Linked DNA regions of Homo sapiens: region 1 is linked to region 2. A link is a loop called in an ENCODE intact Hi-C map of the cell type or tissue named here. Cell type or tissue: heart right ventricle. All regions are shown on one strand. Links, peaks and the distances in the headings refer to the core of each region. The heading gives the core; the rest is flanking DNA. Region 1 overlaps PBX1 (PBX homeobox 1). Region 2 overlaps PBX1 (PBX homeobox 1).

The links. Peaks named below come from ENCODE experiments on the same cell type or tissue, not always from the same donor. Only the 100,000 strongest peaks of a DNase experiment are listed, where the experiment ranks them.
Region 1: it touches region 2 in a loop (2.9-fold over the local background); 8 of 110 quality-filtered maps call a loop at or near these places.

Annotation. Positions count from the first base shown.
Region 1 is chr1:164,764,549-164,769,929 of GRCh38, reverse strand. All of the region lies in intron 2 of PBX1 (PBX homeobox 1), which reads right to left. It overlaps PBX1-AS1 (PBX1 antisense RNA 1), which reads left to right. Exons shown (of 4, transcript NR_038072.1): 3 at 1-71; 4 at 574-814. Among named protein-coding and RNA genes, the nearest start is that of PBX1-AS1, 7.4 kb to the left of the region's middle. In heart right ventricle, for the core only: no CTCF peak of the experiment used is centred there; no DNase peak of the experiment used is centred there; H3K27ac peaks cover 4,813 bases.
Region 2 is chr1:164,634,947-164,640,327 of GRCh38, reverse strand. The region is part of intron 2 of PBX1 (PBX homeobox 1); the gene reads right to left. It also overlaps the pseudogene RNU6-171P. Among named protein-coding and RNA genes, the nearest start is that of PBX1, 78 kb to the right of the region's middle. RefSeq lists an enhancer at 4,091-5,381. In heart right ventricle, for the core only: no CTCF peak of the experiment used is centred there; DNase peaks (open chromatin) are centred at 1,602 and 2,147; H3K27ac peaks cover 4,002 bases.

The DNA.
Region 1 (5,381 bases), core at 196-5,195, 130 kb before region 2:
CTGCTTATGTGCAGGGATGTACTGGTCTCAAGTCAGTTACCATCTGAAAGCTAAAAAAAGGGAGTCAAAAGGTAGGTAACTGGAATAGGTGCAGGCAAGCAGAGAGAAAGTGTGGGAATCAACATGAGCACTGACTTTTTTTATAGACCAAAATGGAGTAAGGGCATGAGGGCAAGTGACTGGAACCAAGTTCCTTTTAGTACTATAGAGTTTCATCACTTATATATAAGTTATTCATAAATGATTTGGTGCCACAGTAATAAAAGTTGGCTCAAGGTCCACATTTGCCATGCTCCCTAGATTTCCAACTCCAACTCAATCTTCCTGGTTATGATGGTGTCATTCCCATTTGTACAGCACACACAAGACCTCATCTGGTCCTTACAACAGCCTTAGGAGAGGACTGGTTCTACCGGGCCCATTTAATAAATGTCAAAGTGAGACTTCATCATGTGAAGGGCAGAAAAGAGTGCATGTCTCAGGGGCCTTCATTAGGGGCAAGGTGCTTTCCCCACTTTATGTATAGCATCTTCTGGACCTAAGTCTTCTCTTGTGTCACACTTTACCCTGCAGGACCACAAAGATGAAGCCACTTCTGACACCAAAGGAAATGTGTCTTCTGCTCACCTTTGTAGGGGCCAGGAAAGAAAATGTACCCCAAGTACAGATCCATAATTTGGGGCCAGAGTCTCATTTGACCCCTGTGAGATTCTTCATGATCCACTCTAAAGCTTTAAGCCACCAAATTCGATGTATTTATAAGGGAGTCAAACCACATCACATGTGCAAGTTCAAAGAATCTGATGTTCGAATCAATTTGAATGGCTGGCCTGCCTTCCTTCTTTCCTTCTTTCCTCTTTTTTTTTTTTCTTTTTGAGACAGAGTCTCACCCTGTTGCCCAGGCTGGAGTGCAGTGGTGTGATCTCAGCTCACTGCAACCTCCGCCTCCTGGGTTCAACCAATTCTCATGCCTAAGCCTCTAGAGTAGCTGGGGGATTACAGGCGTGTGCCACCACACCCAGTTAATTTCTGTATTTTTAGTAGAAACAGATTTCACCATATCGCCCAGGCTGGGCTTGAACTACTGGCCTCAAGTGATCTGCCTGCCTCAGCCTCCCAAAGGGCTGGGATTACAGGCGTGATGAATGGATTTCTTAATGAGAGTTTTCTTATCTCACACAAGTAGGTTGACAACATTCCAGGTCCATGGTGGGGAGATGAGGCAGAGTGGATTGGGTACACTGGGTAGAAAGAGATGATATGCTTCTCTGTCAATTATTGTCTTCTTCCGCTACACTCAGCACAAGGCAACTGTTCTTGCTGGCTGGAACCATTCTATCGGGAACCACTGGGTTTCACACAATGGAAAGCCGTTGCAATCTATAAATCCAAGTCACATTTCCGAAACATTTAAGGGAGCAAAAGCAAAGTTATAAAGCAGTGCTCAGCCTCCATGAGGACCCAGAGAATGTTAATAGTAGGGTCTCCCCTCTTGATGATTGGGTTCCTGCAAGGTTGAGGGGCTGGATTGCTTTGCAGGCCCTGTGCCCCTCTGTGTCCTGGGCTTCTTGTGTTGGAATTCAGAACAGGATGGGTAGTCTGGTGTGTGGGAAGAATACAAGCTTGGACTTAGAATTCAAGCCTTAAGTCCCAAGCTAGCACTTATTGTCTGGGAGGCCTTGGATGACATCTCAGAGCTTGTTTCCTCAACTGTAAAATAAAGCCGGCTGTACTTGCTGTCTGCAGTTTTGCTGAGCCCCTAGCACATGGCTGGTGTGAAATCAATGTTAGGTTTTTTTTACTCCCTTTTCATGTCCCTTCAGATAATATGATTCGAAAGAGTACTATATTTTGGCTTAGCCTCTCTCTGAATGAGAAAAGTTGTTTTCGTTAAGTAGGCACATCTACTGATGTGGAAAAAAAAAAAGTATATATGGAAAGACCAAAAAATATCCTCCCTTTTCAGAAGATGTAGAGTTAAACCACATTCTGGTTCAACAACATGAGTCCTTCATTTGAAATCTTGTTCTATTTAAATACCCTGTGGTTTTTAGTTGCAATTTCATGTTTTGCTTAATTGTCCAGAGTGGCAGATGTGATTTTTGTGTAAATTTCTATCCCATCTGTTTTTCTGTGCCAGAAATATATGTGGAAGGTACTGGGACCTCTACATAAGAATGAGCCTTATCTACACTTATAATAATAAACTTATAAACTTGAAAATGAACCAAATCTGAGTTGGCAGTGAGTACAGAAAGCCTTTTTTTTTTTTCTTTTTTTGATGTTTGTACTACCTCCCACTTTTACATCCTCCCCTTTGCTCCAAATCAGAATTCTTTGGGGATGACTTATCAAGAGATATTTTTCCTTGTGCAACTGAGAGTTAACACGTTCCTGGTACTTAGGAGTAGAGTGCAGTTGGACGCAGAAAGCCATATCCAATCCATATCCTGTCCACTCCTCCTCTCCGGGCCCCGCACATGTATATGCCTCCAGCGCACTCTCTGATAAAATTTCTAGGATAAAAAGGTATTCCTTGTATTCTAAACCAAAGCACTGGCTTTGTGAGCATGAGACCTGTGTGGAACCCCAGGGCCCCTCATGCAGAAGGACCCCGTGTTTGGTTTCATGCTCTGATGACGCCATCTTGAAATACTTAATTTTTGAATGAAGAGTTGACATTTTCCTTTTGTACTGGGACCCACAAATTATATAGTCTGCCCTGCCTCAGAATGTATTGTTTGTATTAAGAACTATTTTGTAAAGAGTGAACAGACATAATTAAAACAGAATAAGCAGGTCACAGTTAAGGCATATTCTCTTTTGCAATAGGTCCAAATGGACCTTGGAATCTAGCTTTATGACACTTCCTGAAAATGTGTTATAGGTTGCAAAGAAAAAAAAAACAGGATAAAAGCTCACACCTGTAATCCCAGCACTTTGGGAGGCTGAGGCGGGCGGATCACGAGGTCGGGAGTTCGAGACCAGCCTGACCAACATCGTGAAACCCCGTCTCTACCAAAAATACAAAAAGATTAGCTGGATATGGTGGTGCGTGCCTGTAATCCCAGCTACTCAAGGAGGCTGAGGCAGGAGAATCGCTTGAACCCGGGAGGCAAAGGTTGCAGTGATCACACTACTGCATTCCAGGCTGGGTGACAGAGCCAGACTCTGTCTCAAAAAAAAAAAAATAAATAAATAAATAAATAAAAGAAAAGGAAAGAAAAGAAAATTTCTGGAATACAACCCATTTGTAAACTGGAAGCCATTGATAAGGAATATAAAACTCTAGAAAAAGCCTTTATTTTTTATCCAAACTTGGAATCAGAGGGCGTGGGATAAGGCCAAGTCTCTGCTTCTCACTAGCTGTGTGACCATGAGCAAGTGTCCTGCTGCTTCTCTCTCAGCATGAGAGTCTTTTATTTATTTCCTCAGGAGCCCTTCCTAGGGCACAATATGTGTAAGGGATGGTACTTGATTGGTGTTCCTCATAGGTAAAGCAGGGGTGATGATGATTAATAACAATAATAATGGAAGTGAGAGAAAATAGAAATAAGAAAATAAAGTGCTCTGGAAACTGTAAAGTGCCAGGCAGATGTTACTCTTCTTAAATCTGTAATGATGACACTTTATGTTTCTACAATCACTGCTCAGTCCAGCTGTTTCTCTCAAGTCTTCCTTCCAGCCTTCCATGCAGCCACATTTAAACTGTCCTTCTAGATTCCCTTCACCCTAGCATATACTAATCTCCCCCTTCTCAGCTTCTGGATTTTGTGCTTGAATGATGTCATACAGTTATTCAGTTTCTGTTGTCACCCAAGTCACAAATTTATTAAATATCATCATGGCCATCAGCTGCTGCATGTACTGCTTTTCTGATTGCCAAATGAGAGTTACCCATCCAAGGGCAGGGACCATATTTTACCCTTCTTTTTTCCCCCAACGGCATTTAGAACTTTGCTAGGGGCATGGTACATGTTCATAAATATTTTTTAATTTATTCAAACAAGGTTAGCAGAGTCAGTGAGGATAGTGCATAAAGCCACCAGCTATGATTTCACATAACAGTATTTTAAGGGGCATTTCACACCCTGACAGAATGAGAGTATCTGACTCACAGTGACACAAGTTTCCATGGTACCCTGGAAACTGGATGGTTTTATAATGAGACAGACCTAAGTTAAATTCCAACTCCTCTGCCTCTTGTTAGCTGTCTGACTCTGGGAGAGTCAGTTCACTTCTCAAAGCCTCAGTTGTTTCTTCATCTGTAAACTGGGGAGAACCACATTTATCTCACAGGATTGCCATCAGGTTTAAATGAGTTAACATGTGTAAAGCAATTAGACTAAAGCTGGGCACACAGAAGGCATCCAGTAAGTGTTAGCTGCCTTCTCTCCTGTGTTTACTAGGTGAAAGTCATTTTGAACAGCTGTTTGCTTTTTCCTGCCTTAAATCTGGCACCAGAAGGGAGCCATTATCGGGAGCCAATCATCTTCATTGATGAAGCCAAGTTCCCTCTTCCTGTTCCAAGTTTCCAAAACAAATGAGAATAGAAATTATTCTGTGTTCTTCAATCAGTAAAATACATTGATGCCCACTCCACTGCACATGTACATGTGCACAATCTCACACATACATGTTATCGCACATATACCAGAAGCAATTTGTTTTTAAAGATAACACTGACTCTTGCTGGGCAGAGACAAAAATCATGGAAGTAGGTAGGGCTACATGTACATCTTTATACTGCTTGCTCTTTTTTGTCAAGACATCACCTCTATATGTTTCTAAAACTGAGGGTTAAATCACTGTCTGTAAACTGTTGACAACCATATATGTGGCCGCTGACAGAAGCAATTAAGCTGGAAAGGTGAGGGTGGAGGAAGGGTATTTTAACCTATAACTATATGGAAACCTGTCCTCCAGTGCTAGAAAATTCCTTCCCAAAGAAGACCAATTCACAGGAGAATTATAATAAAGACAACTTGGCTTATAAAAACCAAACCAAAGTCTTAAATTAGAAGAATATTATCTTTGGAAGTCATTGCAAATGTTCCAACAGAAACTACTGAAACAGTAGCTGCAATAATGGTAAAGATATATGCACACTTCTACATTTCCTATAGGGTTGTGCAAAGGTTTCTTAGATAAGAAACCTACGCATTTCAAGTTATATATATAGATTTGTGGGCCGAAGTTGCCACAAATAATAGTCTTTTTCCATGTAGGTGGGCTATAACTAGACAAATTCCAATAAAATTATAAAGGCAAGATAAGAAAAAGAAAAAATGCAGCTGAAAATGTAACAAAATAAGACAACTAAATTATGAGACTGAACATCTGTGGTCTAAATAAAATATGTGATGGTGCAGGCAGCACCA
Region 2 (5,381 bases), core at 255-5,254:
GCTCTTAGCAGGACTTGGATGAAAGGCCAGTTTAGAACCCAAGGCCTTCCCCCATTTGGATCCCTTAGCTACTCTGTATACTAGCAGACATACAAATGTAAACAGAGCAAAAAAGATGCAAGGGCCCTCTTCCAACCCTACTGACCCACCTAGCACATCCAGACCTCCAGGAGCCAGGCTGCGATCTGTTTGGGGAACATTCACTGATGTCACAATTTTGAAGTCTAAAATTCAAGTCTTGTCAATACCTAGAACGCTCAGACTCCTTGGCGGCTTTCTACCTACTCCAGCCCCTCTGGCTTTGGCAGGGGCTTCGTCTATACCATCAGGCCATAGGATTTCTTTTTTTTTTTAATATAGAACACAGCTGGGTACAGTGCCTTATATCTGTAATCCCAACATTTTGAGAGGCAAGGTAGGAGGATCACTTGAGCCCAGGAATTTGAGACTAGCCTAGGCAACATAGTAAGACCTCATCTCTACAAAAAATAGAAAAAATTTGCTGGGCATGGTGGTGCATGCCTATAGTCCCAGCTAACAGGGAGGCTGAGGTGGGAGGATCGCTTAAGCCCAGGAAGTCAAGGCTGCAGAGAGCCATGGTCATGCCACTGCACTCCAGCCTGAGTGACAGAGCAAGACCCTGTTTTAATAAATAAATAAATAAGGAACACTTCACCACTTCGCATGTCATCCTTGCCTAGGGGCCACACCAATCTTCTCTGTATCATTGCAACTTTAGCATATGTGCTGCCAAAATGAGCACAGGCCATAGGATTTGGATCTTGGAATTAATGGTCTCCAGGGTTCCAAACAAATCATCCCACTGCTCTGTACTACTGTCTCATCATCCATAAGATGGGAGCAAACCATCCTAACTGATTCTGTATGGATTAAGAAATCACTAAAATCAATTAATACCATCCAGGCACCCAGCATCAAAAGGAGAGAGATCTCTCATCTTTTCTAATCTAAACAGAAGGAAATAAAGGCTCTTCATTTAGGAGGCTAAGAAGGAAGACAAAAACCAAGACACTGAAGTTTGGAATCAACAAGGTAGCTGCAGTGCTCACCTTCTTTTCCCAACTTCCTACTCTTTAATCATGGAGAGGAGGTGAACAGCAACAATTACTTTATACTTGCTGCATGCCAAAAAGAACTAGCGCCTCTTTTAACCTTTCAGCCCACTCTGTAAAACCGATATTGCTATCCCTTACAGACAAGAGCGGTAAGGTTCAGATGAACAAGAGCTTGCATAAAGCCACACTGCTGGTAGGTAGAAGAGATAAGGATTGAACTAAGGCCTTCTGATGCCAAGCCTGTACTCTGGCTACTATTCAACTCCTGTAGAGAAAAAACGGGCAGGCAGTACCTACTCATCCCAGGAGGGGTAGGGGGAGTCTGCACACTCCCTTTTTCTTGCTGCCAAATAATATCTTCCTTAAGCATTCCGTTCCAAACGCTTCCAATGTTCCATGCACACAACTGCCAAAAACAGTAAAGGCCGGCACTCTGACCCTGGAGGTCTTTGCCAAGCAAGCCCCTTTTAGAATCTGTAGTGAGCAGGTGACCTCATTCAAGAATGTCATGTGTGACGGTGACGGTCAGAGCTGGGAGAAAGGGCAAACCAGCAGGGATCACCTGCCTTTATCGCTCCTGACTGCTTTGTTCCTCCGGCCTCAAAGAACAATCAGTAGTCACGCTCTGCTCCACTTGTCGTTTTCACCCATGGTGTGAGTGTGTGTGAGTGTATGTGTGTGTCTTTATCAGAAAACTGGTGGCTTTATATTCACACATGCAGAGTAAAGGCTCGGGCTCAGTAGAGGCAGCACCCAGAGGGGCCTAGCACTTTTCAAAGATTCCTCTTCCTGCTTACAAGTCAACGTGCCAGTGCACAATATCTTCAAAGGGGAAACTGAGGAATGCTATGTAAGAATCCCTGCTCAGCCCTAGGCAGTTTGGAAACGAATCACTTTAAAACATGCACTTGTGTATTTTTCCACCCTGGTTCATAATGTTTTCCTACCTCTCACTATGGCTAGGGCAGAGAGCGACCCATAGAAGCCATCTGTATTTTCCAGCAGACCAAACAGGAAGAGGCGCAGAAATCTGCGCAAGTGACCACGCTGCCGCTGTTGCTAGGCAGCATGATTATGTCCATTCTCCGCTGCTTGGCAACCAGCCTTTCCCATCACATACACACACAGCCATAGCAGCAGTACGAGTGCCCTTAACTGCTGCCTTACAGCTTTCAAAGAAAAAGGCTGAATTTCGAAGGAACGTATAAACATTAATAGACCCCCTCAATATTCCACTGATATTGAGATGGTCCCCAGAGCACGATGGCTCTATTTAATCAGAAAGTATCCCTTTGGTGATACTTGAGTTTGCACCTGATAGTTGCACAAATCTTCTCCTGAGTGCAGTGACATGCCAGAGAGATGAGTAAGAAGCTTGAGTCAGCAAGCTTGAACTTTTGGAGAAGAAAGCCTGTTCTGTCTGCCCCCATACCTCTGAAGAATCCACTGGTGAAATAATCTCCTCCCCAGGATCTGCCATTTAGTGAACTAGGACAAAATAAGGGCCAAATACCTTGAATGGTGATGTTTCTTTCTGTGGTCCCCAACCAAACGTCAGTGGAACTTGGCAGGCCTCTCCTCACTGAGGGCAAACTTGTCCTACAGTCATCTTAACCTCATTGGTCACAATCTGTCACTCCTCAGCAGCAGGGCCAAAGTCATCAACTTATTGAGCAAATCAAATAGCTGCCTACTGAATAACAGGACTCCCTCACCCTACCTCCTGCCTTTGGTCGATAAAAAACAGATGCCCAAAATCCCACAGGAAGTTAGCATCCCAGTAGGCACTTGAACTCAGGAGCCCCTGGCTTATAGTCAACGGCCTCAGCCACCGTCCGACCAGCCCCGCTGCTTTCACGCTAGACCCACATAAGAATCACGTTAATCCATTTTTTCTCTCAGTTTTACTTTGGTCCAACTTTTTAATATGTTAACTTTTCAAATGACCCCTTTAGGAGGCACTATATAGAGTTCGGCTCTGCCTATCAGGGAAAGCAGTCTGTCAATACTATCAAGGGCATATGCATTTTCTTCTAAATCTCTCCATAGGATTTTAGAAAATTCTCCAAGCATCGTTCCAAGTATAGTCTGAATTCAGTGAGATCATCCAAAGTGATAACCTCATTGGTATTTCATTTTCTTCTCAGCCCCAGCTGGAGAATTTTTCCCCTCATTAAAATTAACGAGGTCAGTTTCCCAAGCTGAAGATACTGAGCACTCCTGTTGGCGGAGTTTTGTTTCTTAAATTGAGCTACATTTCTATAAGTGCAAAGTTATACTAAGCCCCATTTACTTTATTGCTGTGTAATAAGAAACCAAAATGGAAGTCCTAAGCCATCCTCCTACCATATCCTACACTTCAGTGATCACACATAAACACACACAAACCACACATCCCCAACTCAGCCCACGGTTTCTCCCCATTCTGGCCATGAAAGAAACCCCACCACAGTTTAGAATCAGCAGCTTGGTGGAAAATATAAAAAAACTCAGGCCTTCTAAGTGGCCAAGGGCTCCAGTGTTACAGCCAAGTTGAGAAGAAAGTTGCAGTCTCCCTGGGCATTTGTCAAAGCCATGATGAGAAGACGAGAAGATTTCTGTCTCCTTCTCAAGCTCTTCTCTGCAGCCAGCAACAAGGTGACTAGGTGTCCAAAGTTCAATGTGACCTTAGTACTCATAAAACACCCCAACCCCACTAAAAATCAAGAGGAAATACTACGTCAGCAAGTAGAAACTGTGCTTCACGTTCCAACTCTGGTGAAAGGGAAAAAGAGAAAAGGATAAAAATAAAAAGCCAATTTCATAAATGAGGTGGAAAGCCACTCTACAAGGCAACTAAAAATATACACTTCCCACATGCAACAAACAAGCTGGGCTCATGCACCTTGTTCCAAGCTGAAATAAGATGCCTTCAAGATGGTCATGTAGAAATGAAAATAGCCTTGTTCAGACTCACTCTTTCAGTCATCCTTTCAACATCCTTCTCCTTGGTTAACCCAAGAAACTGTGTTCCTCCCCCCTTCCATCTCTGTAGACCTGAGGTGCAATATAAATAAAATCTAACTGTAACTGAGATCAAAAGGAGAAAAAAAAAAGAGAGAGAGAGAAAGATGCTGGGGGCTAGAACTAAAGCCTGGGAGGGGGTGCCCACTGACTGGAGGCCACCAGATTTGTCAAGGCCCATTTACCCAGACCAGGCAGGGACTGGGGAGCTTGCAACGCCCATTGTTGGCTGATCAAAGTCCAATCAGAAAGTAAAGGAGGAACCCAGCCAGCCTCATGTGATCCAGCACAGGAAGCCAAGTCTAAAGAAAATGAGCTGTGCTTGTGAATAAGGTACACCAAGACATCTTTACTGAGCTTGCCACACAGAGAGAGAACAAGCCAGAGAGAAGGGAATCTATTTGAAGCTGCATCCTAACGAACCTTAATAAGTTAATGCAGAAATCCTCCCAAGGAGTCTGGCTATAGGAGACACCGGTCTCTACGGAATCAAAATCTGTTATGTTGCAATATAATAGACGTAAATTAAAACAGAAAATCTATCATGCCTCTAATGTACCCTGATAGCTGAGTGTGTGGATCCGTCCGAGGAGAGGCACAGGAGGAAGGGTGATATATGGCGAGGCTGGATGGAGGGTGAAAAGCGTGGCGAGACGAGCGGGAGAATGGCGCAGCCCGCGCGCGCCTCAGACCCAAGGGCAAGAGACGAATAAATGTTGATTAGTGTTGATTTTGTCCGACAAACGCCTGTCGAGTGACAGTTGGGCTAAGCTGCACTGAAAGAGAACCATTAATCTTGGTCTGGTTTAAGTAGAGTATATTAATTTGTGTCATTTTTACTAAGTCGCACTGAGAAAGGCCTCTTACTGCTTTGCATTTGACTGCTTTGGTGGTTTAGCCTGGTTCCCCTCCCTCCCCCCTCGCCCCCCACTTTTTAAAACAGATACCATGGTGGCAGCGGTGGCAGCAGCAAATTCAAATGACACAGCAGGGGAGCAGGGGACTGAGAGCTCCTCTCTTGGATTAAGAAAATAAACTCCCAGGGTGTTGGCATAGCAACAGCATTTCAGATGAACTGCTGTATATTCAGTGATTAATAAATTAACATTTTTTACAGTTGTTCCTCCTTTTCTCCCCACCCCCACCCTCACAATAAACCCCTTCCCCCACACACACTTCTACCTTCTCTAAGATGTATCACTTGCCTCTTATAAGAATAAGGAAAGAAGGTACAGAATATTCGCAGCCTTAGAGTTAACTCCTGCCCACAATTGCCATCTCTACAGGCAGGCAACATGGCCC